Regions from separate parts of the Homo sapiens genome. Here region 2 is linked to region 1. Evidence: chromatin loops called from intact Hi-C (ENCODE). Cell type or tissue: B cell. All regions are shown on one strand. Each heading gives the region's core, and the rest is flanking DNA. Links, peaks and the distances in the headings are about the cores only. Region 1 holds the start of RFC3 (replication factor C subunit 3). Region 2 holds the start of NBEA (neurobeachin).

Region 1 (15,294 bases), core at 4,432-12,431:
ATAAACTCCCATGAGCCCAGAGATCAGGCTTCTCTCCTGTTCACTTTCATAACTCAAAAAAAAGAGAGAGCACTAATGCTTGGCAGCTTCATAAAAAGAAGTCTTTTGATCACCTACCTTTAAAATCCCTTTGAGAGTTTGTTTCAAGTTGTTGTGATTGTGCCACTGTTTTCAACATCTCCTGAATGACTACTCGGTCACTATTTCCAGCATCACTACACAAAACAAAAATAATGGTATATAGTATGCCCTTAATATTGTTATTATAAGAAAAATGGTGAAGTTCTTAAGTGGTCAAAATTTTAATCAAAATTAATATCACTTAACTATAATTATAAGCCCTTCAAAAGTAAAAAGTTTTAGGGTCATTGAAAATACTAACAATATTCCAATTGGATTAACATCACTGAAAACACTAAATATGTTGTTACATTAAGTTTACTGTTAACATAAAAAGAGCAACTACTAATAATTAGGTAACAGTTTAGCAAATACTTTGACACTTCTGTACCGACTATAGAAAATTAATACCTAATTATAGCTAATTTCTCAACTATCTATAATTGTTGAAAATACAAAACGTAACTCTTTGAAACAGAAATTCAATCCCTAGTCCTCTTCCACATCCCCAAAATAGCAAAGATCTAAGAGAGAACAAACAAAGAGAAGTCTGCTCCCAGCACTAGAATGAAACTGATTCAGAGACTCAGTAAAGCGATGAGATAAGCAAATTGAGTTTAAGACACAAAGTCAAAACTCCGTAAACTGATGACTTATTATAGGTATTGAGCTGTCATTTACACCAATATTATTGCTTTGGCACTTCAGTCAAAGACCTCTCAAGCCAAGAGAAGTCAATTTAGGCTGATTCAATGTTAATTTCAATCACCCCAAAAGCAATCGGCTTATTCTCCAATTGCTTATCTATGCTTCAGAAGAACTCACGATGAGAAAAACAGGTCAAAGCAGTTAACTTTATTTTCTCAAAGAGCCACTAAGTTTTCCCAAGTCACTACTATTATTATAGATCAATATACCTACAGTGTTGCTCTTACGATCATTTTCCTAGCCAAGAATCCAAAACATTCTCCATTTGTATCTGGAATTAACATTCCCTTTGTTTCTTTGATCAAACCCATTCCCAACAACCTTATTTCTCTTAGTTTTCTTTGAGATGCCTAGAGAAAATAATAAAACCTATCTGTTAGGGTTGTTTTAAGGATTAAATGTAATAATACAGGTAAAGCTTCTCACAAAGTGCCTGCTACTGAAAACAAGATACACATTAGCTTGTAATGGTATTCCTCCTGCTCCATTCGGTCTCCTCCCTCTCCCTGAAATGGATGTTCACTCTTGCCTCTATGTCACTGCCCATGTTGAATATGACTGACAATATCCTCAATTCTGTTCTCCTTTAAGAACTCATACAGCCCCACAGATCATAGCAGCTTACCCAATTTAGCTCCCAGAATCATTTCTACACCACTTAATGCTTAATAGCTATTGCATGAATTTTCAACGCCTCTCCAACAAGTTCCTAATTCTTATTACTGCATGATATAGAGAATAAAGATATTGGTTGGTGAACTATTATAATACCTCTAATCAAGAAATTTAAACAAAGAGAGTGACAAAGAAAGATTTGGCAACCCAAAGTCAATTTCTGAAATATTTACTCCAAACACTGTAAACTTTTTAGACACACTGCTCATCAGTAATGAATGAGCCAACATAATTAACAAAAATTTACTGACAATACAATGTACTGTGTGTACATCAATGAGCTCCCTAGAGCTAGAAAAGGTAAATACATTGTTGAAATTATTTGACACAGAAGGCAAAACAGGAAGGGCTCTAGGATTCCCATTTCAAGCAGGGCAGCTCCACTTTAGTCTGTTTTATAAACTGTGCTTCCACACGTATCAATTTATTTCAAAAAAGGGTTTCAATCTTTTAAAAAAAGAAAGCCCAAAACCAATTTCTTTAAAAATACTTAATTTCTATATAGTAGTAACTTACCTAGGATTAACTTCAAGGTGGTAGTTACTTGCAATGGTGCTAATTTCAATTTTTTTTTTAGATGGAGTCTGTGGACAAAGAAAAAGATATTTTTAACATTTATTTATTGCCTATTTCCCCACTCTTTTGTATTTTCATTGGTTTTCCTTTTATTACACAAAGTAAAACTTGAGATAACCACCATTCATGTTTTAACTTTGTTAATCCCACTCTTTTCTCAATGTGCAGATAAACATGTTTTTATATAAATTGGGTCAATCACACATCCTGTTTCATTGTGACTACTTTTTTCTTTTCCTTATCTCCAGAAATCCCCAAACCAAATCTGTATACCATCTGAAACACAGATCATTGCAAACGATCTGTTCCTTTCAGTCTTTCCCATGTTAACACAAAAATAAACATACACAAATGTATTTTCATGGAGTGTCAATGTTTCTTGTAAAAAATAAAAATTAAAAAAAGGAAATCATACACGTCTCTGTGTTTTGCTTTTCCTACTTAATATATCTTGGCAATCCCTCTCAGACAATTGGCACAGTGTTATAGTCACACACCAACCTATGGCATGGATGTTGCAAAGCTGGTCATACTGATGGACATTTTGTTTTCTGAACTCAAACAATTCCACAATTAATATCTCTGTACATATGTTGCATATACTGCTTTCATTTCTATGTAAGAGATTCCCAGTTTTCTGGATTGAAGGGAATGTGTTTTCTAACTTTAATATAATACATGTGTGTGTATGTGTGTATGTATTGACCAGTCTGCTTCATAAAACAGTTTAACAATTCACTTTTCCACTGGCAACACTCTTCCCCAACATTCCCCATCTACAGTAGGTTTTATCATGCCTTTCAATTTTTCAGTTTGGTGAGTATATAATAGACTCACACTGCTTGACTATCACAAAGGTCAAACATCCTTACATGTGTTTAATGCCTCTTATATTTTTCTCCTGTGACTATTTGTTACAGAAGAATCTATTTTTCAGTTTTCTACCAGATTGTCTTTCTGTTGCCAATTTGTAAAAATCTCTTATTTACACAGTCCTTTCAAATTTTTGTGACAATCTTTTTCTATTGATTTTATGTATAATTTCTGTCATAGCAATTTTTCAAATTCATATATCCAGGTATCTACTTTTCTTCTATAGTTTCCATGTTTTCCTACAAAAGGTTTTATTGACCCAGGAGCAATTCATATAGTCTAAAAAATTTTAATCGAAGATATTTAGTGTTTCATTTTAAGTCTTTAATTCATCTGGAATTTATCTCTATAAATTGTATGTCATAGGGACTCAACTTCGTTTTCTCTGGATAGATAACTAGCTATGATGACACACTGCTGGCTTATCCTCTTCCACTGATTTGAAATAGCACCTCTATCACATTTCTAAGCTCTCTTTCCAGTTTCACTTGTCTAATTCTCTATTTTCATGCCAATATAATACTGTTTTATTTACAATAGACATACAATATGATTTACTACACATTAACACAAGCCCTACTTCACTAATCTTTTTTCATAATTACTTTAGCTAGTCTCAGAAATGTACCGTTCCATATGGACGGACTTTAAGATCATTTCATACAATTGTAACAACCACTTGAATTTTAATTAGAATTTCATAGAAATTTATAGTGTCACCTGGGGCAAACAGATAATTTAAAATATTAAGCCACCCATCTGGGAAGATGCTGCAACATTCCATTTGACTGGCTGTTTATTGTCCCTCTATAAGATATTAGTTTCTTCTGACACATCCACACCATTTTTGTTAAATTTGTCCCTATATATTTATACGAATTTCCACAACATACAACCAGCATCTCAAACTCAATGTATCTAAATATATGCTAATCAACATTAGCCTAAAACCCAGTTACCTTCCTGAAGATTCTGTTTATAGCACTACCATCCACACTCAGCATATGATTTTTTCAATGCCTAATATGTAAAGACATTTTACCAGAAGATATGAAGGATATGAAAATGAATATATGTTCTCGACATACAGTCAAAACAAATACAATCTTTTCAAAGTAAAAGATGTATAAACTACTACAACCAAAGCAAAACAAAATAAGTACTATTAAAAGTACAAACTACAAGTTGTAGAAGAAAAGTTAATTCTAATGGGGTATGAAAAGGAAGGATACATTTCAGCTAGATCTTAAACATCATCCATAATGGAAGAGCATAAGAATGTGCTACACGGTATGCAGCTGGACATCTTGGCAAGGGCAAGATCACAGAAAGCCTCTCAACTTCCCAGAGTTGCAGGCCTCCTTTCCCAGTCAGTCAGTTGCCCACTCTTTACCAAGTCACTTGATACCATGTTTAACATTTTTCTCAAAATCATTCTCTTTCTTTCCATCCCCACTACTGCTCTCAGAAAAATGAAGTCTGGAAACCTGAGTTCTAATTTCAGCTAAGACATTGTCTTATTAGGTAATCTGAAATTAATCTCACCCTCTACATTTTACCCCAAACCCTCTGTTGCTCTTATTTCCTATCTAACATAAATGGCTTTGCTCTGGTTATAACAGATCCATATCAGTAGCTCTCAAATCCTGTGCCCCAAGACTACCTGTGGAATTCTTATTTAAATCATACATTAGGAAGCAACTGAGTTGGGGGGACATACATGACCAAGACTGAAAGTCCCCGCTATAAATTACTTTCAGGGCCTCAAAGTGAAATGCTTACTGTGATGGTCTGATGTTCAATTCTCAATTTTTCCACTCCAACACCATAAAGTTCACGTAGAATACACATAATTCTTGTCTTTTTTCCAGCACCTGATGGTCCGTACACTAACAGATGAGGAAAGTCACCACACTGCACCTGAAAAAAAAGAACAAGGCATTTTTCCCTAGTCAAACTGAACTGCTCTAGGTAGAACCAAACTACTTTTTAAGTAACAAATATTTTATGTGTCTACCCATGAAACTCCCAGTTCATGAGTAGATACACCCAATTTTTTATATATGTGTAAAACTTGGAGTTTCATGGGTAGATACACAAAATATTGTGTATCTTTTATATATATATATATATATATAAATATATATATGCTGAAAAGTTTACTATTCGCCTGACACTAATTTTGTATAACTTATATACGTGACAGCACATGCAAGATACAAAACTAAATGCTAGAAAGCGGGAACTCCCAAACCTGACTATCAGAATCTCCTAGAAAACTTTTTAAAATAAAGGACTGACTAATGAACAGACCCTATCATCCATGAGATTAGGATTCTGTAACTCTGAGATTCAGGCCTTTCTTACTTCGGACTATTAGAAACAGTCCCTGTGATAACAATTCAGTGCATTTGGTTTCTTTGGGAGGTTACTTGTGAGATAAAGGAAAACTTCATAGGAGAGTGGGGATGCGAAACAGGGAAAGGAAGGCAGCCAGTAAGAGTGTGTTGTCAAGTTGAATGGCTCTAGGTATCTGTGTTTGATCCTGCTAGGGAAACTCTTAAAGCCAACATAAACACCCACCAGAGTGTTAACCCACCCAAAGGGTGGGGAAGCTGCCGTATGATTATCTCTGATGAGTTCTTTCTTGAAGCCTGCTTAGAAAAGTGGATGGGGGAAAAGAAAGAGCATTAATTCCAGGCATTTCAAATCTACTATGGGTGTCACAGAGAGAAAAGCCCTCAGGCAAAGTACAGATGTACAAAGTTAGAAGTCAGAAGTCAGTCTGTGTGCACTTAAAAGCAAGAGGACTGGGTAGGGCACTAACAGTATCTGCTGATGATGAGTTTTGCAAAAGCTTTTCGGGTGTTTCTGATGATCAGTCTGGTTTGGGAACCAGTGCTATGAAGGCTATAAAGATGAGTGGGTGACAGACCTTAGCCTCGGGAGCATAAAGTCTTGTAAGGTGAAGTTCTGTAAATAACCATTATTGAAAAAATGGAATACGTATCTTAAGAGAAGCGCTTATTGCAATGAATTTTAATACTTTGTAAACTCATCCATCTCTGTCACTAAAAAGTCCCAAGGAAAAGAACTATTCAATCTAATATACTGCCTGGAAAATGGCAAGTGTCCCACAGACACTTACTGCCTTGTTTTTTCAACTTCAATCTAATCAAAAATAAGGGTTATGCTTTAAATGTTTCATAGTTTGATTAAGCTGCAAATAAAAGAGTAAACAGGTGAACATTTCTTAAAAGCAAATTTAACACATAAGACCATTATATTAAATTCATGTCCAAAATATACATTCCAAATTCTGTACAACAAAATGTGGCCACAGAAAATAAAATGTATTCTATCACTAGGAAAACTGAAGACAAAGCTATTGACGGAAAATGTAATTTGTCTATAAATGATGGATACTGCAGTAATCAATTTATTTTAAATTAGTATACATGCAGTATCAATAAAGAGACCAAAAAAAAACCTTCAATGTCACAACACTATCAACTAGTCTAATGATTTTTACGTGTACAATCTTTTCTTATTATTTCTTATTTTTAAGACGCACTTAATTAAATAGTATCTGTAAATCTAAGAAAGGTCGGAAGGGAAAACCAGGGTATTGGGCAAAAACGTTTCCATCAGCATCATATATTAATTTGAGTTCCTTAAAAGGAGTGGATAAATGTCTTCCACAGACACTTTATTCTCCTAAAGATCCTTCTTTACTCTCTACTCCCTGGAAGATTCAGTTCGTTCTCACAAAATATTGCCATTGGGCACTTTTATCAACTACAACAGACAAAGAGGCATCAGGATAGAGGGGAGAGGATCTTTCACAAAGCTCTAATCTCAGCCACGCACGGTGGCCCACGCCTGTAATCCCAGCACTTTGGGAGGCCGAGGCAGGCGGATCACCTGAGGTCAGGAGTTCGAGACCAGCCTGGCCAACGTGGTGAAACCCCGTCTCTACTGAAAAATACAAAAATTAGCTGTGCGTGGTGGCGGGCGCCTGTAATCCCAGCTACTCGGGAGGCTGAGGCAGGAGAATCGCTTGAACCCGTGAGGCGGAGGTTGCAGTGAGCCGAGACCGCGCCATTGCATTCCAGCCTGGGCGACAACAGCTAAACTCCGTCTCAAAAAAAAAAAAAAAAAAAAAAAAAACTAATCTCAGGAACGTCCTAATACAATTTATTTGAGAATTAGAAACGATCTTTGGAGTAAATACATATTTACAACACTTTACTTGTAAATGACAATGACATCGAGAAATCTTAAGCCAGCTAGAAAGTAAATCACATGGTGTCATCTCCGCTCAAAATGCTCCAACGGCTTCTCGTCTTATTCTGAGACTGACTGGGTCTGCACTCCAACTCCATCCCAACACATACACCCATCTCCGATTACCCTTCCCGCTGGTTCACCACTATCGGCTACGCCGGCCTCCTGAGGTTCTTAGAACATGCCGTGCACATCCCTGCCCGGGAATTTTGCACTTGCTGTCCCCTCTTACCTGTTCCACTCTTTGCTCGGATTTCTGTATTTATGACTTTTCAATTTCCTTCAAGTCTCGGCTCAGATGCCACTTCTCAGTGGAGCTTTTCTTGTTTAAAAATACAAGCCAGCCTCCCACACCTCTTCCCCCTTCCCTGTGTTATTTTTCTCCATAGCACTTATCACCTTCCAATGCGGGCGGGAGAAGCACTGCTCCTCAGGGGGGCGCGAAACCCCGAGCCGGGGGGCCTCCCCTCTCCCACGCTCCCGGCCCCCGCAGACTCACCAGGTTCCGCAGCTGGGCCGCCTGCTCCTTGTGATAGTCCAGCCGTCCCAAGGAGCAGGGCCGATACTTGTCCACCCAGAGGCTCATGGCAGCTCGAGTTCCCGGGGGCCTACGCTTGAAAATCCCGCGCGAGCGCGCGTCCTCCCCACAACGCAGAGACAAGTTTTCCCGCGAGCTCCAAATCTCGTGACGTCACTACCGGTCGCGGCCGCGTAAATGATTTTGGACGGAAAGGCTACGGGGGCCGTGTGCAGACAAAATCAGCTGCCGCGTCGATGCCCTCTAGTTCTGAAGTTCACTGCTTTATTTATTTTCTCTTTGTTCGCACCGTCTATTATATTCTAGAAATTATCAAGCGGAATTGAAAATGTGGTTCTGACCCTTTTGGCGTCACATCCAGATACCTCAGAGAAGACCGTTCCTTTCATTTATTCATTCTTTCATTCACTTAATTCATTCAACAAAAATTTACTAAATATCTGCTAGGTGTGGAACTCTGTCCTCGGCACTAGAATATATACATCTCAGGGTTTCACTCACTTGGCAGGTACCCAGTAAAGCTTCATTGGATGAATCGCTTGAAAATGTCTGATCTTCACTATCCTTTGTTACCTCTATTCCTCAATATTCTTATTGGATTAGAAACAAAAGAATCAAGAGCATGGAAAAACTACCCAAATGTGGTCTGTAGGGGAGAAGACACGAGGTTAATATGCATTCTAAGTCTAGAATATTTGAAAGCCCTCCAATTAAAATGTGTAGAAGCATCTGAACCCCTCAGAAAAATATTCTGCATATGAAGTTGATATGCAACTTTTGAAGTTCTCTTCAAATAGTGCCTCTCAAAATGCACTTTACTCATTGTACATAATATTAATTCCTTATTTAATTTATGCTTTTATTTTATGTATTATTAAGAACCCTAAGTCCTGCCATTTGATTGCAAGGTCTTACAGGCAGGAAATGATTTCCAAATATACTTAATAACCTTTCACCAAGGTGCCTCTTACTCATTTATTAATCAATAATTTATCATGTTCTTCTATGAATCGTCATATTACATGAATTACTCCTGCAGGTAAGGTATTATCCACACCACCAAGTATAAGATTTAATCCCTGTTCTCGAGAAACTTTCTATAATAAGCCTGGAAGGCTTCTGCCTCAGGGCCTTTGCAATTACTGTTTCCTCTTCCTGGACTATGTTTCTCCAGTCAGCAGAGTTGGGTCCCTCATTTCCTTCAGGATGTTGGCTCAAGTATTATCTCCTCACTGAGGCTTCCCTGACCACCCTATTTAATATTGCAAAAAAGCTTCATCTTCTTTATGCTTCTCTCCTTTGGAATTGAAATGGAGGAAGTGTTTGAAATGAGAAGGTAAAGGAAATCAGAAGCAGGGATACTGAATTGTGGTCTATGTGTATATCATAATCATAATGAATGATAATGGAAATAAGTACTGAGAGGAATAAAGAGAAGAACCAAGTGCTAGAATGATCAATAATTTGGCAAGAGTGACCACAGGCATGACAGACAACTTCAATAAGGAGCAGTGGTTGATGGTCTCTACCGTGAAGACATGTCTCTACCATTGAAGCACATGAAGACATGTGCTTCAATATTGTTGGGGGTTCTGAGGAAGGAGAAATAGTGTGGTGACCCAGGAAGTCCAGTTAAATTTGAATTTCAGAAGCTTTTTCATATGTCTATGGCAAAATTTATTACAAATGATTTTTTTTCTCATATAAGTATGTCCCTGGCAATATTTGAAATTGTAATAAATATTGCCAGGGACATACTTATATGAGAAAAAAAATCAGCCTTTATCTGAAATTCAAATGTAACCAGGGCCCTGTATTTATCTAGCAATTTTACTCCAGACTCTTGAATATATAGGATATGAGAAATTGCTACAGAGGAAGTAAAGTCCTCGGGGTTGGTAAACTACAGCTGCAATCACTTTAATGTTTAATGACTCTGGCCCTCAGGTATCTTAGCTCTTTTTTTTTTTCTTGAGATGGAGTCCCAGTCTGTCTCCCAGGCTGGAGTGCAGTGATGCGATCTCGGCTCACTGCAACCTCCACCTCCTGGGTTCAAGCGATCCTCCCACCTCAGCCTCCCATGTAGCTAGGGTTACAGTTGTGCACCACCACGCCCAGCTAATTTTTTGTATTTTTAGTAGAGACAGGGTTTTACCATGTTGACCAGGCTGGTCTCGAACTCCTGAGCTCAGGCAAGCCAGCTGCCTCGGCCTCCCAAAGTGCTGGGATTACAGTAGCGAGCCACCACGCCCGGCAATCATATAGTAATTGTAAGTTTAATTTTTTGAGTAACTGCCATACCGTTTTCCACAGTGGCTGCACCACTTTACATTCCCATGAGCAATGCAAAAAGATTCCAATTTCTCCACATCTTCACCAACCAACAACCTTTTTAAATTTTAGTCATTCTGGCAGGTTTACAGAGAAATCTCATTATGATTTTAATTTCCCTAATGATAAATGATGTTGAGCATCTTATTAATTATTAGAATATTCTTTTGTAAAGTGACTATTCAAATATTTTGCCTATTTTTATTAGATTGTTTGTCTTTTTCTTATTAATTTCTTTCCTTTTCATGCATGTATTTTAAATAATCTTTTTCCTACATGTGGCTTGGCTTTAATCTCTGTTAATGGTGTCTTTTGATAAATAGTTCTTAAGTTAAATATAGTTCAGCTTGTACTGTTTTACAAAATCTTTACCTACTCCAAAGTCTTGAAGATGTTCTTCTGTGAGTTTTTCTTCAAGTTTTATGGTTTTGCTCTCACATTTAGATTTTAAATCCACTGGAATTTTTTTTTTGTATGCCTCCATACAAAAAAAAAAGTCTAAAAGGTCAAGGTACATTTTTTTCCATGTGGATATCCAGTTACACCAGCAGTGTTTATTAAAAAGACCTTTATTCACTGTACTGTAGGGTCACCTTGTCATAAATCATGTGACCTTGTATGTGTGGATTTGTTGCCGAACTCCCTGTTTTGTTCCATCAATCTATTTGTCTATCTATGCACAGGTACCAGACTGTCTTGATTACTATAGCCTTATAATAGGTCTTGGTTTCTGGTAGTTTGACTTCTATTCTTATTCAAGATTATCTTTGCCAGTTTTTGTCCTCTGCATTTTCATATAAATGTTAGAATCAGCTTGTTAATGTTGCAGAAATCTTGGCTGAGTTTCTGTTTGGTATGGCTAGTTACAGGGAGTTAAGTCCATGTCTGAACTTTGTGGATTTCACCTTGTTGATCTTCAAAATCATAAAACATAAATTGTTCCACTTGAGCATATTACAAACCACCTATTTTACTGATGCTTTTATATACGCAACTACAATTCTAAAACCAAAAAAAAAACACTTTACTTTCTGTATGATTTAACTGTGATATATATTTAACACATCTTCAATTACCCTTGCTACCTTCTTAAAAGGTAATATGTTAAAACTGAAAATACTCATTCATAGGCATTTAAAAGGAAATTTTATTTTAAGTGAAATGGCATGAAAAAACAATTAAAACTTTAAAAACACAAAATGTGATTAAATATCCTAGGGGTAAAAAGATAGGGTCTTTATTCCTTCGGGGCTTTGTTTCTCTCATCGCTGATGTTATTATCATCTTGATGTTTGAAATATGACTAATCTATGGCCTGTGAGAGACAAACCTTGAACACGGGAGATCCCACAGTGGAGCAAAGTGAGAGGATGACCCAGGCGACAAAGACAGAACAAGCTTGGAAAACCACCAGTCCAGGCAGAAGCAGGAGGATTACTGTCTTCAAGAAGATAAAATTAATACCTGATATGCTTGCACATACTGAGATGAGATTTACTCCTATAGAAAAGAGTTTAGTAATAAATTAGCAAGGTGTGTGTTAAACACTAAGTCAAAGACAAAACAAGACAATTACTAATAGCAGAGTACATAAAAGGTACAGAGTTGTTCCTCCGTGTTAATGAGGAATTGATTCCAGAACCTCTACAGATCACCAAATCCATGGATGTTCAAATTCCTTATATAAAATGATGTAGTATCTGCATATAGTCTACACACATCATCTTGTATACTTTAAATTATCTCTAAATTACTTACAATAAGTAATGTAAAGAAAATGCTATGTAAATAGTTGTTATTGTTTTTTATTTGTATTATTTATTGTTGGTTTGTTATTTTTTGTTGTTGTTTTCTGAATATTTTCAATCTATGTTCGGTTGAATCTGTGGATGTGGAACTGGGATATATGGAGGGCTAACTACATAAGGAATAGATAATACATGAGAAAGGAAATTTTATAGCATTAAAATATGCTCAACTGTGAATAATATTTACATAATCCAAATAATGTAAACATTATGGGCTGGGCATGGTGGCTTACATCTGTAATCCTAGCACTTTGGGAGGCCAGGAATTTGAGACCAGCCTGACCAACATGGTGCAACCCTGTCTCTACTAAAAACACAAAAATTAGCCAGGCAAGGTGCCGTATGCCTGTAATTCCAGCTACTCAGGAGGCAGAGGCAGGAGTATCACTTGAACCCGGTGTATCACTTGAACCCGGTGGAGGTTGCAGTGAGCCGAGATCATGCCACTGCACTCCAGCCTGGGTGACAGAGCAAGACTCGGTTTCAAAAAAAAAAAAAAAATTGTGTATTTCCCTATGAAGAAATTATAATATAAAAATAGGGGGAAATGAGAGGAAAGGAAGTGTGTACAGTTGTGAGAATGGAATTGTATGAGAGGTGAGACCTCATCTCCACAGAAGGAAATTGACAGCTAAACAAGCAAAATCAAGAAGTAGTAGTATTAGCATGTTATTAAGAAACATGGAATTGATGCCAGAATACACATGTGTGCATGCACACACGCACATACACACGCACACAAAAAGAGTTGAAAGTGTTTTCTGGGCCGGGTGCAGTGGCTCACGCCTGTAATTCCAGCACTTTGTGAGGCCGAGGCAGGTGGATCACCTGAGGTCAGGAGTTCAAGACCAGCCTGGCCAACATGGTGAAACCCTGTCTCTACTAAGAATAAAAAATTAGCCAGACGTGGTGGCGGGCGCCTGTAATCCCAGCTACTCAGGAGGCTGAGGCAGGAGAATCGCTTAAACCCAGGAGGCAGAGGCTGCAGTGAGCCAAGATCGTGCCACTGCATTCCAGCCTGGGTGACAGAGTGAGACTTCGTCTCAAAAATAAATAAATAAATAAATAAATAAATAAATAAGAACGTGTTTTCTCTGGGAAGCAGACATGAAGTGTCAGGGCAGAGACCAGGGGCAGAGGATGTCATTTTTTACAACAAGACTTGTGGAAAGTTTTGACTCTTTTACTTTGATAAAAGTGAAAGGTAAGTAAAAAATTTTTAAAAAAGATTAATTCAATGTGAATCCCATGAAAATACTAGTCTCTACTACCACACATATTAAAGTTATTTATTTCAATGTTCATAACAAGATTTCTAGAGGACTCACCTACCTATTCAAGGAAGTCAGGAAAGATTTTTTTGAGGAAGTAACACTTAGAATGAGGCTGGAGCAGTAGAATAGGCCAGAAGGAGAGATGGAGAGTGTATCTTAGGATAAAGGACCAAAAACAGCATAGTTCTGAATGGGGAAGTGGCTGGACTTCTACCTTAAGACTTGCAGGACCTGAGAGCAGTGCCCATGGAGGAGGAAGGAGGAGATGGGGTGGCAGGCCAATGAAGAGACATGTCGGGCACTCTTCTAGGTTTTAGTAAGGATTTTCTGGTCTTCCTTTGGAGTTTCCTCATGTTACCTCACAGGTAATGTAACAGGATTTAGCCATTTTTTCCCAGCTTCAACATTCTACAATTCTAAAACTCTGAGCAGTTTTCCCAGGGATTTTGCGTGGGATTTTGTAATAAAAATCTCTCTGCCTGGACTCAGGAGAAGTTTCCACCCTGGCCCAGGCTTTGTCCTTGCCTCTTTGATTAACTTTGGGCCAGTCCCTTTTTCCACTAGGTCTGAAAGGACTCATCTGCAAAATGCAAGGTGGCTCTAGATAACCTCTACGTGCCCTTCAAGCTCTCACACTATCACTTTGCTATTATTCTCTGTGCCTTTGCCGAAAAGAATATCCAGTTCTTTAAAATATTCACACTTTTATGTGAAACTCCTACCTTGCCCAGGATCTTTAACAATTGCTTAACATTCCAATTTTTTAGATATTTCTATAAAATGGAATAGCTATACCAATAAATGCTAGTTTTAGCAAATGGGACGTGTAGACAATTGGTCTAAGATGAAGGACCATCAAATATTATTTCAATCACTTTTTTACAAATATATAATTTGATTTCTTTCTCTTAGAAATTAATAATTACAATGCTAATTTTATTGTAAACTTGATAATTTTAGAAGCATAATGCTTTTATTATAATCAGCAGCTCATTGACTAGTCAATTATTTGATGATTTTTCTGATTCCCATATATCTTCTGCATCCTTTTTTAATGAAATGTTTCTTTATTATTATTACCACTAACTTATATTCTGAAATACTTCAGCCTTTCAGTGTTATGGAACAATCTGGCTTGATTTAGATGGATCTTTGTTTATTCCGTGGGTAAACTGGACAGGAAAAAGCCATTCACTCACCTCCCGATTACTAGACAGCTGAGGCCTAGTAATGTGCTTAACACTGAAAATAGAAATAATAGTAAGTTTCACGTACCAATAACAAAAGAACTTTAACTTAGATCTCTATTAATAATTAAATGATATGAATTTTTACTCTAGGCATTCAAACTGAAATCTAGTAGGATGAGAACACAGATATGGAGAAATGGAGTCATTTGGGATTTGACAGAATCACAGCAACATGAGCATAATAGGACCATTCCCACTTGACTTTTTAGTCCACTGTCTCACCACTGAGCCACTGTGCAAGTCCCTGACTGACAAATATTTAACTATTACTTGTGTTAATGGCTAATGCCAGACAGTGAGTAACCACCTCCAAGTTACATTTGCTGCTTTTTCTACAATACTCGAGTTGGAAATTGTTCTACTTTTTTTCTGGTTATAAGGCAACAAATGTTCGTTACGGAAAAATTGAAGGAGAAAAAAGAGACAGGTATATATTTATCTATATTTATATTTTTTAATTTATTTTCTATTTTTTGAGACAAAGTCTCCCTGTGTTGCCCAGGCTGGAGTGCAGTGGCACGATCTCAGCTCACTGCAACCTCTGTCTCCCAGATTCAAATGATTCTCCTGCCTCAGCCTCCAGAGTAGCTGGGATTACAGGCATGCACCACCATGCCCAGCTAATTTTTTATTTTTAGTAGAGACGGGATTTTGCCATGTTGGCCAGATTGGTCTTGAACTCTTGACCTCAAGTGATCCACCTGCCTCGGCCTCCCAAAGTGTTGGGATTACAGGCATGAGCCACTGTGCCCGGCACTTTATATTTATATTTTAACCTGCAGAATCTCTAATGCAGTTAAGTTAGCTTGAGTCCCATATTTGCTTATATATATGATAAAGAAATCTGGGATTCC
Region 2 (15,294 bases), core at 2,350-10,349, 1.1 Mb before region 1:
AAGACTGGAGAAGGTTAAAGAAACACCATGATAACTAATTTCAAAGCATAAACCATATATCATTGGTCAGAGTAACAAGAATTCCCTGTCCTTGCTAATGGAATTCCTTGGGTCGGCCAAAATGAACACATTCACTACCACTATATCTCAGAAGATCTCACTTATTAGCCTCCATAACGCAGATTTTCCTTCTAGCAGCTACACTGCTGGAGCTTAGAATTGCCTTAGAAGTAAAAGAATGCAGGCCTTTGTTTACCAGGCTTGAGGTTTCTCTAGAAGTATGGCTTCCTTAAACTTTGGTAAGTTTTTCGTCAATTTACTTAAGTAAAAGGAGTTGAATTCGCAACCAAAACAGGAGATCCTGTCAGGATCTTGTCAGCTTTTAAGTTTCAGTCTCATAGCAATAGGCCTTCCCAGTACTCTTATCCCCTTAACCGTCAGCTTAATGATCTTCCTTGAAGCAATGTGAAACAATAAACTGGGTGAGGAGGCACAGCTATTCTATCACTTGCTCCCTGGTTGCATCCTATTTTAAAGCTCTTCACAACTGGATTACTGTTACTTTGGTCAGAAGGCTGGCGTATACTGCATGCGAGGCTTGGGAGAAGCTTATCAGACAGAACTTTATTTGGTTCTCATTTAAACTCTTGGCTTTCCTCTTGCCAACTTTAGCACGGGGTAAAAACTTAGGCCTTTATGACCTACAAAGCTTTAATATTCTAATTCTCTGCTATCTTGGATGGCAGCTACAGGCAGAAAGAGCCTCTCTGCCTTGGAAAGGCTACATTTTCTTTCTGCTTTGCTTTCAAGCATGCTAACTTGGACCGAAGTTAACTGCTCTCTTAAAAGACATTGTATCAAAGACCCCAAAAAGTGACCAAAACATTCCAACATCCCTAAAATTCCAACCTCAGTAGTTCCATTGACAAAGATAACACAGGTGACAATTTAAACAGCTGCTCTGTAAAACGGAACTGCTAGAGGACCACAAAGTTCTCACTGCCTTCCACTCCATTTCAAAATCTAAGGTCTGTTTCCTACAATGTGTCATTTCCAGATACTAATGTCTATGTTACTGGGGATTCCTTCTATTTACAAGTGACAAAAAACCCAACTTACACTGATTTGAAATAAATAACAATAGTAAATTTTAAAGGAGATAATTTAATGGTTAGAAGATAATCACCACAGACATAAAGAACTCTAGGTTCTCCAACAGAATCATGAGGTTGTTTGCTTTACACCTGATCAAATTCTAAGACAGGGACCTACAACTCTTAAGAATTTACACATTCAGCATCCCCATCAGAAAGCCTTCCAGCACAATTCCTGGAACCTACTCTGGCTCGCTACCCTTGGGTTAAATGTTTGTCCCTGAACCAATCACCACAATTCTTGCCACACCTAGGTTAGATGTCTGACCCTCAAGGCAGGCAGTGGGGTAGACCCACCTAAACCAGCTGAACTACAAATGGGGAATAAGTGAGTCATCAAAGGAAAACTGAGGTACCACTACAAAGAGGTGACATGTACGCCAGACACACAAAAACAAGAGATGTCCACTATTCTTGGCAATATGACAAATGCTAACAATATTTTCTACAATTTCTCTTCAATGCATTACGTATTTTCTTTGTTAACAACATGACCTTGTTATGTGATTATATTTGATTATACATAAAAGTTTACTGAAAAGTTTTTACCAGATTCGAACTTACTAACAGATGCCAGTTCAAAATAACATCTACATATGCAGTAATGCCTACACAGTCAGGTAATATCATACACATTGAACACATATTTCTAGTTTGAGGAATAAGAAATACATAAAGTTTATATGAGTTGACTTTATATATGAGTTTATTTCAGGATCCTAAGTCTGGACCGTAATGTTGAACATAACTTCAGAAACTGACCATAATCATTACTGCCTAATACAGTGTCCTGCACACTACAAACGCACTTAACTTATCCAAGGCCTAGAAATACAAAAAATAAATATACATAAAATCAATTCCTGCCCTCATGGAGTTCACAGCCTAGGAAGGGAAACACACATAAATAACTGCAATGCTACAGGGTGATATGTGATGCCAAAGAGATATGCTGACATTGTATAAAGACAAGAAATGGAAAACCTGGAACTAATGCATAACAATATGTTCAGTATATAGTTAAAAAAAAAATGCAGGTGACTGAATTTTATAATACAGCTATACCAGTGACACAAAACGGGCACTGGGTCTGTTAGACCCAATAAATTATTTCACACTGTTTGGGAAAAGTATAGCAAAAGAATAAAGAACCTTGAGATATTTTTAATTAGCAGCATAGTATTTACCAAAAAGCAGCTAGCAATACACAAAACATTTATTTAAAATTAATATAACTTGATCGTTGACTGACCACAGAATATTTGCTGCCTTAGTGTCATTATGTGACTAAATTAATATTTCTAAGGAAAATCTCAAAACTCCTTAAGATATTGAAACCTCGAGCATTTACATATGAATCCTGAATTTTATTTTCCATACCCAATCATGAGAATAAAATACAACTCAAATTAATATGAAAAGGCTTATATATCAACATAAATTAAAATGCAGGAAATTATTTTAATATAAATGTGGTTTTATTAGTATTAAGGACCTCCATGATTCTAAGATGCAACTGTATATTTTTTAAATAAATATAATTCAAATGCAGAAGACACCTTGTTTGTAAAATTCTAAATATCTTTAAAATGAAAATTATGACTATCAAGCTGCAAATTTAAAAAAACTCTAAGGAAGAAGAGTTACTGCCATATTCAAGTACAAAAAAAAAAAAAACCTTAAAGTTACCCTTTTAACAAAAATACCATGATCCATAAGCCAAGATGAGAGAAATTTGGTAAACCACAAATCCCTTCAAAGCATCTTATTAGGCTTCCAGTTCAGCCAACAGCATGCCACTTAGAATGTAAAAAAAAAAAAAAATCAGAGGAAATATCATTTTCTACAACTGGACACACTGATATAACTCACTGTAACTCATGAAAAAAAACTACAAATCCATGAAAAAATTTCATGAAAAAATTTCATGAATTCAGTTATTCATAAAAAATTTGTCTATAATTAAATTCCATAATTATAATCATAGAATTATACTATACACATAAGAAAGCCATTCCAAAAAAATTATGAATTCTTTCACTAAGTAAATATTAATCCTCTATTATAAACATATTTTTCTAGAAATTTATGTTTATAAAAGAAACTTCCATGTTATAAGCAACAATAACACGATACTTACATAGCTTTTACTTCAAATATGGATAAAGCTTATATAAACATATGTTAAGTGTGTTTACAAAAGAAGTAATAGATTAGGTAGTACGCCAGTTTTACAACTGAAAACAATCAACAAAATCTCTTCTCTGTAGTTAAATTCTCTTATATTGCCACTTTAAATAATTCCTCCAGAAGCCAAACTTTGTTAACGATCAGTTTCTTTCATTAGTAGAGCTACAATGCAAAATCCTTGACAATGCACTCTGACTGTAACTTTATTCACAAACTAATTTACCTACCTTCCTAACATTATCCATTCCATATTTCACTGTTTTAAGTCAACTATAACATCATTATACAAAATACATACATCTCTAATAAAAATGACTAATTTTATATCATATCACATTGGTGATTCCTCACCAAACTCCCACAATCCACCTAGTAGTAAAAATAGGTCTCTAGACCTTTGGGAAACAAAGCAGAAAAATTACAGCCACCGCTCTGTTGAAGAAGTCCTACACTTTAGTGCATGCTTAAAACTTCACTCTGCCCAGCTTTTAATTCTTTGGCCAAGGCATGTGAGAAACAGCACCTAAAAACCAAGTATTTATGAGTATCCTTACATAGGAAGAAAAAATAAACAGGAAAAAGAAAGAAAAATATACTGACAAAGGCGACTGAGACAAAGGTATTGTTTAAGGTAGAAACTCCTCTTTTTTTTGAAGTTTCATTAGTTCTCCTTTCTTTTCTGTCATTCAGGGCACAGTAATAGGTATTTCACTATTTCACCTTACATTTTTATTTAATGTGTTAAACTAAAACTGAAAATTTTAAAAAATCATTTTAGATTTAATATTAAAGGTTTCCAAACTCTAACGAGTCACTGAGTGTCCTATATGAATTTTATTGGTTTACTTACTAAATAAATAGAATTAAGTTTGATAATCAGTTTTTTAAATGCCCATGACTTCCACATATTTTTGAGAATCCACTTAAATTTTCATATGACATTTTCATGAGTGTATTGGACAATAAAGCCCTAAATCTACAGTTCAAGAAAATTACACTTCAAATGACTAATTTATACTCCACAATTAATATAATTAACAACTTAGTAATAAACAGCTCCTTTTGTCATTTATTCTTTTCTCCAAAAGTTTCTATTTAAAAATCTATTGCATTCTTTAAATACATACAAAGAAATTTTAAACCTAACTCTTTAAATTCCAAATATCATTGCAGTTACAAAATCTTAGGTAGATTTGGGGATATACTATCTCAGTATTACTTTATTTCTAGTGACTCTAAGCTTAATGGTAAAGTTCTCTAAAATAACGTCTGCATACTGAAACTTCATGTCAGATTTTCATTGCTCTGAAGAGTTAAATTTCTTTTTTATCTCAAGAGAAACATTTCACTTCCTTTCTTAGTCTACCGTATATCTAAAAAACCCCATCTGTTAAGAACTGATTCAGCACACATTGCTACTGCTGCAGAGTCCAAACTGGTTATACATTCAAATCAGTTTCCAGGTTGTGAAAGCTCTACTGCCTCTTACCAGGTTAAAATGTATTAAGTAAGCATAGGAATACTTACTAAAATAGCCTAATATAATCTAACTTAAAAATGATATTGGTTAGATCAAAACTGCAACTAAAAATGTGTTCCTTTAAATTACAGAAATACAGTTACCTGCTAACATACTAACAGTTTGAGATTTATCTTCTTTTAAAAAGAAATGGCAAGTACTGACCTCTTATTTGCAGCTAGTTAAAATTAAAACTCAAGAAAACTGTATTTCTAGTAGTGTTCTGAAAAGAACTTGGTTATATCAACTTAGTGACATTCCCTCAAACTTACACTGACTTTTCATGATGATTTATTTGAAAGGTACAAAAAAGTAAAAAGAGGTGTTTTGTTTTAAACAGCAATGAATATAACAAAGACAGATAATCTCCTTTGACCTGACACACTAGCAAAAGGAAAAAAACAGCTTCAACTTTTCTGTGCATTTACGAGGTTCATAAACCGTAGACATTATCTAATGCATGTCTCAGGACACCACTGATGTAGCTGCAGCTTTCTCTCAGTTTTCCAATAGAGTAAGTAAAAATAATTGCTTAGCTGAAAAATGACTGCATGGGTGTTACAAAGTACCCCTGTAAGCATATTGTTATATTCCTGTGACCCCACACCAAATACAATACTCAACTGATTGCTCTCGATTTATGTCTTGCCTCCCAAAGCCCAACCTTACAGTATGTCAAAGACTAGATCTATTGCAGAGAAAACTGTTTAAAAAGCTTGGCTGCATTTAAAAACAAAACAAAACAAAACAAAACCTCCATTTACAAAGCACTAAATATGAACTACTGTTAATTATCCTCAATGTATGATTCTCCTCTCCTTCTTTCCATTTCTTTCCCTGACATCTTAAACGCTTCTGAGCCTCTCTGTAGATAGCGCAAAACATTAAGTCATACACACTTCTGCAGTAACTCTTTCTTACCATGAAAGGAACCAAAACCTAGGGCTGCGTTTAAAACCTTTCCTTTAGTCTTTACCCACATGCCACACTACTGAAAGTAACCACAGAAATCAACCTGTGTGATTTGGTGTCCTCACACACCTTGTGTGCACAAAAAATGACTAAGAGATCAGTATATTCAGGGCAATATTACAAAGAAGGGACGGCTGCTTCTGAGATGGAGGGGGATGGATACAGACACAACACTCTCCATCATGGCCTTGGAATATTTAAAGACAGATGCAAAACTGCATCATTTTCTGTCTCCTTCGAAAACATCACACCCCAGCTGCTCAAGTTGGAAGCTAATGCGCTTCTCACATTTCAGCAGCACGGGGGAATTTAGGCTCCAGGGGCAAGGCTGTCATCCTCGGAGAGCGACACCAAGGACAATTAAGTGTGAGAAAAAGAACCCCAGAGAACAGGAGGCCTCCTCACCTCCTAACTAAACTCTAAAGTCGACCCAAAACCTTCACCGCGGGTACTGGGTTACTCGCGGTCCTAAAAAGTGAGAAGAAGCGGTGTTAAGTTGGGCACTGCGCTCAGGTGGCAGGAGAGGACCAGAAAGAGGAGAGGAGGGAGGTGGCGTGGCTCTAGCAGCGCGCAGGCAGGTCACCCGCTGGGCAATACCGGCTGAACGCTCTGCGCTCCCAGGGACGCGCGGCGCGTGTGACCCTGGGGGTGAAGGGTGGGAGGGAAAGGCGCTGGGGACGGTGTATGTGGGGACTGGGGAAGCAGATTGAGAGCACGCCTTTTCCTTACCAGGTTGAGCACCGTCTCCACGATGTCCCTGTTGCTGACCTCTCCGACCTGTATGAGTCCAATCAACACTGCGAATTTCATCCGGATGTTGCGGATCGGCACCGAAGGGTTAATCATCCCCGCGGGGAGCATCACCGAGCCGGAGCCGGACGCCCCCCTTAGCTCCCCCATCCCGCTGCCCCCGGTGCCGCCACCACCGCTGCCCCCGCCGCCTCCGCCAGCGGCCCCGACGGCAATGAGCCCCACGGGCTGAGGCTCGAGCCCCGGGCCCGGGCCCGGCTTCTCGCTAGCCATTGGCCCCCCTCCTGAGGAGAAGGGAAGAGCAGCGGCGCTGCCGCCGCCGGTACCGTTATACCTGCCTCGGCCCCCGCCCCCCGGCCGTCGCCTCGGAGCCCCAGCATCCACCAGCGCCGCGGCGCCGGGCCCGCTCCCCGCCTGCGCCTCAGCCCGGCCCGCTCCGGCGCTCTCCCCCGCGGAGGCGGCGGGGGATCCGCAGGCTTATTCTCGGCGGTGGCGGTACCGCTAACCGCTGCCGGGCAAGCGGCTGTGCCCGCCCAGCAGGTGTGCCGCTGCCGCTGCCGCTGCCGCCGCCGCTGCCTCTGCTCTCTCCCTCTCCCGGTCTGTCCGGCCCGGCCCGCCCCCCGCGGAGATGCTGCAGCCGCTCCGAGAAGCCCGAGGACGCGAGCAGCTGGCCACGACGCTGGCCGGTGCTGAAGCTCAGGCTGTGGCCGATGCTATTGACGCTGCTGCCGCCGCTGCTACGGCCACCACTGTTGTTGTGAAGCCCCGACGCCGCCGCTCACTCCGCCATGTTGCCGCCCCCTGCCTGCGGTAGCAGCCACTGCGCCTGCGCACAGCCTCCGGGGGGGCGGAGCCCTCGGTGCACCCCCTCTTTTGCCCTGCCCTCCTTCTCTTCCCACCCACCCACCCCGACACCCCTCGTCCCTCCCCCAACCACCCCGAACGGATAGACAGGTGAGCAGGTGCATGGGGACTGCTGCCAGACACTGGGGCAAGCTGGCAGAGGCGGGGCGGGTAGTGGCTTCCTTGTGGTTTTTCCCTTGAGGGCGGATTCTCCCTTTGGGGAAGGACACAGTGTGCATGTCTTGCCTTCGCTGCCACCTCCTCCTTCTCTCAATATCCTCTTGCTGGGAGGAGGTTCCTCATCTCAGTTGTTGCATCCAGCTGCTGCTACTGCCAGTGCCACGTGCCTTGTAAGGTAGGGGAGTGGCAGACGACCTCTTTCTGCCCCTCCTCGCCCTTCCTCGCAGTCCTGTCCGCCTGCCCTCCCTAGAATTTCCCAAAGAAAAAGTGGCTGGCAAAGCAGAAACAAACGCGCGGGGGGGCGGGGGGGCGATCCTGCATTGTCGGGGGAAGAATACAGACGGAGTGTAATGGTGCTTTTTCTACAGCCATGAAAGAGGCTGACACCTGCACACTCAGGCACGACTTAAAATAGAACTTGTCAAACAGTGATCCTCTCTGGATCAAGCTCGGAACAACAAACAGCTCTTGAACTCGCCTCCCAGCCTAAAAAGACTGCAGTGTGTGACACTGTGGGGTAGTTTGGTGGGAACGACAAATCCCACACTTTCAAAATCCTGACAATCCTCAGGTATGATGCCAATTATTAATGTTTCCTTTTTTCACAGGCACGTACAATTCAGAGGACTTTCGAAATTATCTAAAAACATGGGTGATTCTCACTGCCAGCCTTGTCTGTGAGAAAAGTACATATCTATGTCTGCACAGATACGAGACAAAAAATAAACCTTTAATTTTTAAAAATTAAAATGTACACAGTAATCTTGCTGTTAGTATTGAATTAAAACTAAATAGGCATGACTGTTCCTTGAAAGGAATGATATAATTTTCTTTAATATTTCATGAGGTCTTCCCTTTTCAATAAAGATTATTGCAAGTCACCAGAAATATTAGGTATCTTGAGGTATATTCAGATCGTTTTAATTGTCCTCTCAAATGAAAAAGGTCAATATACAAATCCACCATAATCAGTTTTGTTATTATTCATATTTAATTGGACCTGCCAGTCAAGTTAACTCCCAGGATATGGGAACACGGTAAAATTCTAAGTACCACAGGTTATAAAAAAGTTCCTCAAAACCAGTACTTAGGATGAATTCTTGGTTGCATGTCTGTTTGTTTAAACTTGCACCAAAGTGATTGAATTGTTAAAGTAGTTAAGCAAACACTTCTGAAAGCAGTGGTAACTAGCATGTCCATTTAAATTAAATGGCAATTGAATTATAAAATGCTAGAATGCTTGAAACTGTACGGGAAATTTACAAAACATACAAGTCATAATAGTATGACTTGAGATATACTATATAATTGAAAAATCCTGTAACGTTTATATCCTTCTACTACATTTTTGTCTGTCCCAAGTGAGTATCATCTGCTTTTAAGAGTACTGTTTCATTTGCAAATTTAAAATGATATCTTTGTAAAATACATAAATCTAGACTGAAAGGTTGTCACACTAAGTTTTTTTACCCACTGTGCATATATCTATATGGCAGCAGGTTCTACCTTTTGCTATTTTTAGACTTCTTGCATGAGTACTTTGAGAGACAGTGACAACCTGAACTTTCTATTTCCTTTCTGAATGAATAGCTTAACATCATTTTTAACATTTCCATTTTGATTTTTCTTGTATTTTTTCTTAAGTAGTATGTATATGCAGTTGGTTGTATTTTTCTGCTCATTTTTCTTAGTGAAGATAGTGAGTGGGTAAAGATAATATCACCATTTCTAAGTAGGAAAACTCCACTTCTTTTGCCTACTTAATTCAATTTCAGAGATATTTAAAAGAGCTTACCAATTAAAAATCTTTCTCCAGTAGACAATCAGCTCCTCGCAGGCGCTATGATACTGTGGAAAGTGCATGATTCTTTGAGTCATAGTTACAACTTACTACCTTTGCAGTCTACTCAAGCTATTTGAGTTTCAGTCTCCTGGTTCCTTAAGTAGGAATGATAATATGTGTTTCATAGGGAAGTAAGAATTCCATAAAATAATTTCAGCTGAGCAGCTAGCATATAGTCAATGTGTCTTTGTGTCCTTAGTATACAGGCATGTGTGTTGCATGACCTATAAACACATGTAATACCAATTATAACCACATACAAGTCTGCATAATTGCACAGTTATATGTCTTCCATACCATCCCAAAAGCATAAAGTTCAGAAAAGTCAACAGGTCTATTTCTTTTTGGCCTACAAAACCTTTTCCCGGAAAATGTGCAAATAACTTTACATTTACATTAACAATATTTTGAAAGAAAAGCTACATAATAATAGAAGATACCCAATATGTATATTTTTAAATCTCCAGATTAAAAAATATATTTTATGTGGTGAATATTAATTTTGTATGCATTTTTGCATACCCATACTTCCTAAGGACAATCATTCAAAGATAAGAAACCTGTGAATCTGAGTTTCAGGAAGCAATATTGCAGAGAGGTTGAGAAGTCATGCCCCAGATTCAATGGAAGCTGGATTTAGATTCTAGTTCCACCACCACTTATATGTGTGATGTTGGGAAAATGACTTTAGCTTCAAAGCTTCAGTTTACTCAACCCAAAGTAAGGATGATAATACTACTTTATAGGATTAAAGGAGCTAATACATTTAACGTACTTAATGTAGTAGTAAGTGGCAATCAATAATGTTTCCCTTCATTGGCTGCCGGAAAATACCCACAGTTATTTTGTGTCATTATTTTTGGGTTTTTTTTTTTTTTGCACCTACCTTGCCTGACATAATTTACATTGAATAAATATGTTCAAAAATGAATGGATGGAAACAGCCGTTCTCCACACTATTCCCGTTTCCTTCACCTGTTCTTTAAAGAACACATTTCTTGCTTTCCTCTAAACTTTATCTGAACAGAATACTCCAAATTCAATGTGGGTTTAGACCTGTATAAAACAGAGGGAAATTCTTACCTCACCCTCAACCTTTAGCAATATAGCTCCTGTTAATGTTGCCCCAAATCAAATTAGATCTGTTTGGTTTGTTTTGGTTTTGGATTTTTTTCTTAACATGACACTAATGATTCGTGTAATGTAGTAATGATTCACATTTGGCACGTAGTAGGTTCTCAAATAATTTTGGTTCCATTCTCCTCTCATATTGAAATTATTATCACCATTAAATTAGTTACAGATCTGCCCATTCTTCCTGGTAATAGGTCTCGCATTCATCCCACTTTTTTCATCCTCACTGCAGCCACCCTGATTCAGATCCCAGTCACTTCATACCTGGTCTCCTCTTTTCCACACTCACTCTTCTCCAGTCCATCCTTACATGGGTAATCTTCGTAAAGGTCCATCTTGATGGACAGATTAGACCATCAGGATTAATTAGGATTAATAAAGAGTTTTACTTTATTAATCACAATAGCTTCTGCATGAAATAATTATCGACCTGAAAAACTAAGGCGTTTTCTTTTGTTATTACTGTTTTTTTAGCAGCAGCATATCTACAATTTGTAGCTTTACATGTAGATTTTGAGATATAAGTACAAAATTGAACATATCAATTTAAATTTAAATTTTATTTTAAGGCCAGGCATGGTGGTCCATGCTTGTAATCCCAACACTTCGGGAGGCCAAGGCAGGTGGGTCACTTGAGGTCAGGTGTTGAAGATCAGCCTGGAAAACACGGTGAAACCCCATCTCTACTAAAAATACAAAAACTAGCCAGGTGTGGTGGTGGCCACCTGTAATTCCAGCTACTCAGGAGGCTGAGGCAGGAGGATCAGTTGAACCCGGGAAGCAGAAGTTGCAGTGAGCAGAGATCATGCCACTGCACTCTAGCCTGGGCAAGAAACCAAGACTCTGTTTCAAAACAAAAAAAAAAGATTATTTAATACAAATTTTCTATTTAATTATCCATTAAATTTCATCTGCTAGGAATTTCTTAATCCTGATTATATCATGCAAATAATTTATTGTCTTATTAGTCTATGTGTAAATTTGGGAGCATTCCTTCTATACCTCCATTCAAATGTTGATTGAACAGGATGAAAACAGCTCAGCAGTCACCAGTATCACTCTGCTTGAATCAATTCACGTTTTTCAAACTGTGGGTCCCATCCTAATAGGGAGTCATGAAATTGATTTAGTGGGTTGCAACCAACAGGGTTTTTTTTAAATGAAATGAATAGAAACACACATAATGAGAAATTTCAAAATCTATTTTGTAAGGGTAAGTACCATTTTATAAGATCTGCTTTAATTACACACACGTACATAAAAATACATATGTATGTTTACTAGGTAATGATGTAATATGTATTTCTTACTGCAAATTGTAGTCAAAAAGTTTGAAAACTGATTTAAGTTGTTTATAAGCACCTGTTTAGCATACTCCTTCAATAATAAATTAGCTACCATAGTGTGCTGATAACTAGCACACATATTCCTCTGGCTTTACCAAAGGATACCGTAAGGGACCTTGACAACTGTCTAGCTGCAGTCTGGATACTCTCTGTTTCTGTATCTGAGCAAAATTAAATGAAAATATATTGATGTGAAGTATTATTACTTGCTTTGGAGATATTAAGCTACTTGCTATGGATTTTCGAGAATTAACCTCACCCTGCCTTTAGCACTTCAATCCTCTGGCACTCCTAGTTCTCTATGACTCCTCAAAGACCATTGAGAGTTGTTCAGTGATCTAGTTTTCAGATTGTTTTAGGATCAGTGGATGCAATTTGTCCTGCCTTGGGGACTTGAATTCATTTAGCCTCTCTAGGTGTCTATTTAGAATTTCTTCATCAAACTTAAATGTCAGTTTCTTCCAACTACCACTACTTCTTTTACCTTTTTTGCTCCACTAATTTTCCTCTTAAAGAGGGAACACAAACACAAAATAGAAATTCTATATTTGTATCCTAAGTTGACCCAATTTGGGAATGGTTAAAATGTTGAAGCTTACCAACCAATACATATTTGTATGCCAAAAATTAAACTAATTGAAATGAGTGATTCTGAATCTTTCATTTAGGAAAAGATTGTGTTGAGACATGGAAAATTATCAGCAAGTAATTTTAAAATGTCAAATGGTACTGAAATAATAAGTATTCTGGAATCATAAATGAACTAGATATCATACAAGCAGCCTAATGCAAACATGTACCCGTAAACATCACATAAATATGCATACAAATGCACCATGCACACATACTTATTCACCATTAAATTGTCATACCTCTGCCCATTCTTCGTGGGAGTGGGTCTAGCATTCATCTCATTTTTTTCATTCTCACTGCAGTCATCCTGATTTAGATTCTAGTCACTTCATACCTGGTCTCCTTGTTTCCACACTCACTCTTCTCCAGTTCATCCTTACATGGTAGTCTTCCTAACGTTCCACCTTGATGGACAGATTAGTGGTCCAGGATTTTACTGTATTCATCACAATAGCTTCTACATACATGCACTGCATCTGTGAAAACATCACCAGTAATTCTCTTTGCCTAAGAAATTAAGTCCTATCGGTACCAAAGACACTTCATACTTTAGCTTATTTGCTAGTTTTATCTCATTCTCTTCCACAGGAACCCTATACCACAGATCCCAACCCTTCTCAGTGTGTACAACTCTTTTTATCATTAAAAAAATTATAGACTGTTAGACTCCTACCTGACAGATGTATTCCTTTAATATCCATTAATTGAGAAAATTTACAGTGATGAACTGCTACTTTCAAGTTAATAATGCTATTTAAATAATTTTCACTTAAAAAATCACACATCTACATATATTTGAAATACATATACACACCATTTTGGGTTGAATTGTGTCCACCAAAAAGATACATCCAGGTTCTAACCTCAAGTACCTGTGAATGTGACCTTAAGATGAGATAATGGAGTGGAGTGGGCCCTTCACCAAATATGTCCATGTCCTCATAAAAAGAGAGGAGACACACAGAGGGAAGATGATGTAAAGACAGGGAAGGAGGCTATGTAAAGATATAGGCAGAGATTGGAGTTAAGCAGCTGCAAGCTGAGAAAAGCAAAGGATTGCGGGAACCACCAGAAGCGAGGAAGAGGCAAGGCAGGATTCTTCTCTAGAGCCTCCAGAGACAGCATGAGCCTGCTGATGCCTTGTTTTCTGATTTCTGGCTTCCAGAACGATGACAGAATAAATTTCTGTTGTTTTAAGCCCTGTAGTTTGCGGTGCTTTGTTACTGCAGCCCTAAGAAACGAATTCACCTGCATGTGTTTAACTTTTATTCTGTCCACAAACAATACCTGATGTATGTAAGTATTCATGGATCACTTTGAATAATTCCGAAGTCCCCAGGTGGGAAAACAGGGCTTCAGCCAACATGAATTTCTCTCTATCCCCAATTAATGTACTGTGCTTTCCTCCTTTAGTGCCTTACTCATTTTCTTGCTTCTGTCCACAGCCCTATCCTTCTCATCTCCCCTACTGAAGTTCTTGCCAGTGGAAGTGCCGTTTTCATGAATATATTCATGTTCCCACCCAGATGAAAGTGATCTAAGGCAAGGCGCGGTGGCTTACGCCTGTAATCCCAGCACTTTTGGAGGCCGAGGCAGGCGGATCACGAGGTCAGGAGATTGAGACCATCCTGGCTAGCACAGTGAAACCCATCTCTACTAAAAAATACAAAAAATGAAAAACAAAAAATTAGCAGGGCGTGGTGGCCGGCGCCTGTAGTCCCAGCTACTTGGGAGGCTGAGGCAGGAGAATGGCGCGAACCCGGGAGGTGGAGATTGCAGTGAGCCAAGATCGGGTCCCTGCACTCCAGCCTGGGCGACAAAGTGAGATGTCGTCTCAAAAAAAAGAAAAAAAAGAAAGTGATCTAAAACACTGTACCCAATTCCACTTTTAAAAAAATATTTTTCTTTCAGATAGCATAGGTTGACAAATTTTCACTTAAATAGTTTCCCTCTTCTCTGCCTCCTTTGCCAAGAGTAAGAAATTCATGTTAATATATGTAGTCAACTACACAACTCCTTCAGTGAAATTCAAAAAGAAAGAAAAACTATATAAAAAATGTTTTCACACTAACAAACTTTGAGCAGTAAATTTCTTTTAGTTTTGCGCAGACATCTATTTTACCATAGTTGCCATTGTAGTTGGTATACATAGGCTAGAGAAAGAAAAGTATGTTAAAGAAAGGAGTTTATTTAATTTTTACTGGCTGCTTAATTGTTTAAAATTGTAGCTGTCACACACTGATTATCTCTTTTCTGCCACACACTTTTATATGTGTTATTTCTAAATCCTTACCATAGTTCTTCAAGTAAGTTATTATCCCCATACTAGGACACTGGTCTAAAGAGAGGTTCAGTCAGTTTTGTGAAGTCACACTTAAGGAAGTGACACAATTAGGATTTGATCCTAGTTGTGACTGGCTGAAGCCACAGCTCTACTCCTATCCCACACTGCCTATACTGGGACCCAGACCAAAGCCATTACTAATTTCTACCAAATGGACCAGACAGAAGATACTAATGAGACCAGGAAAGGTCATTTAAAATTAACATCATCATTTTTTGTATGTATATTTGAAAGCGCCCCACCAAGAAATGATATCTGGAGCCAATCTGGTCTTATATCTCTTATCTATGCCTAGAAAGGTTCAGAAAATGCTATTAGCCTTTCTATTTCCTGGAAATCATTTTAATCCTGGACAAAAATCACTTGGAATAAACAAATTATTTTTT

Evidence for each region. Peaks named below come from ENCODE experiments on the same cell type or tissue, not always from the same donor. Only the 100,000 strongest peaks of a DNase experiment are listed, where the experiment ranks them.
Region 2: it touches region 1 in a loop (6-fold over the local background); 3 of 110 quality-filtered maps call a loop at or near these places.

Annotation. Positions count from the first base shown.
Region 1 is chr13:33,810,710-33,826,003 of GRCh38, reverse strand. It overlaps RFC3 (replication factor C subunit 3), which reads right to left and starts at 7,855. Exons shown (of 9, transcript NM_002915.4): 1 at 7,739-7,855; 2 at 4,735-4,872; 3 at 2,020-2,087; 4 at 118-215. The coding sequence starts at 7,825. In B cell, for the core only: no CTCF peak of the experiment used is centred there; a DNase peak (open chromatin) is centred at 7,883; H3K4me3 peaks cover 1,910 bases; H3K27ac peaks cover 1,043 bases.
Region 2 is chr13:34,934,385-34,949,678 of GRCh38, reverse strand. It overlaps NBEA (neurobeachin), which reads right to left and starts at 7,409. Exons shown (of 59, transcript NM_001385012.1): 1 at 6,565-7,409. The coding sequence starts at 6,858. It overlaps LOC124903231 (a long non-coding RNA gene), which reads left to right and starts at 7,489. Exons shown (of 2, transcript XR_007063908.1): 1 at 7,489-7,539; 2 at 7,977-8,358. RefSeq lists silencers at 5,769-5,858, 6,918-7,037, 7,478-7,547 and enhancers at 7,718-7,827, 14,236-14,745. In B cell, for the core only: a CTCF peak has its summit at 7,205; DNase peaks (open chromatin) are centred at 6,438 and 7,378; H3K4me3 peaks cover 2,247 bases; H3K27ac peaks cover 998 bases; H3K27me3 peaks cover 751 bases.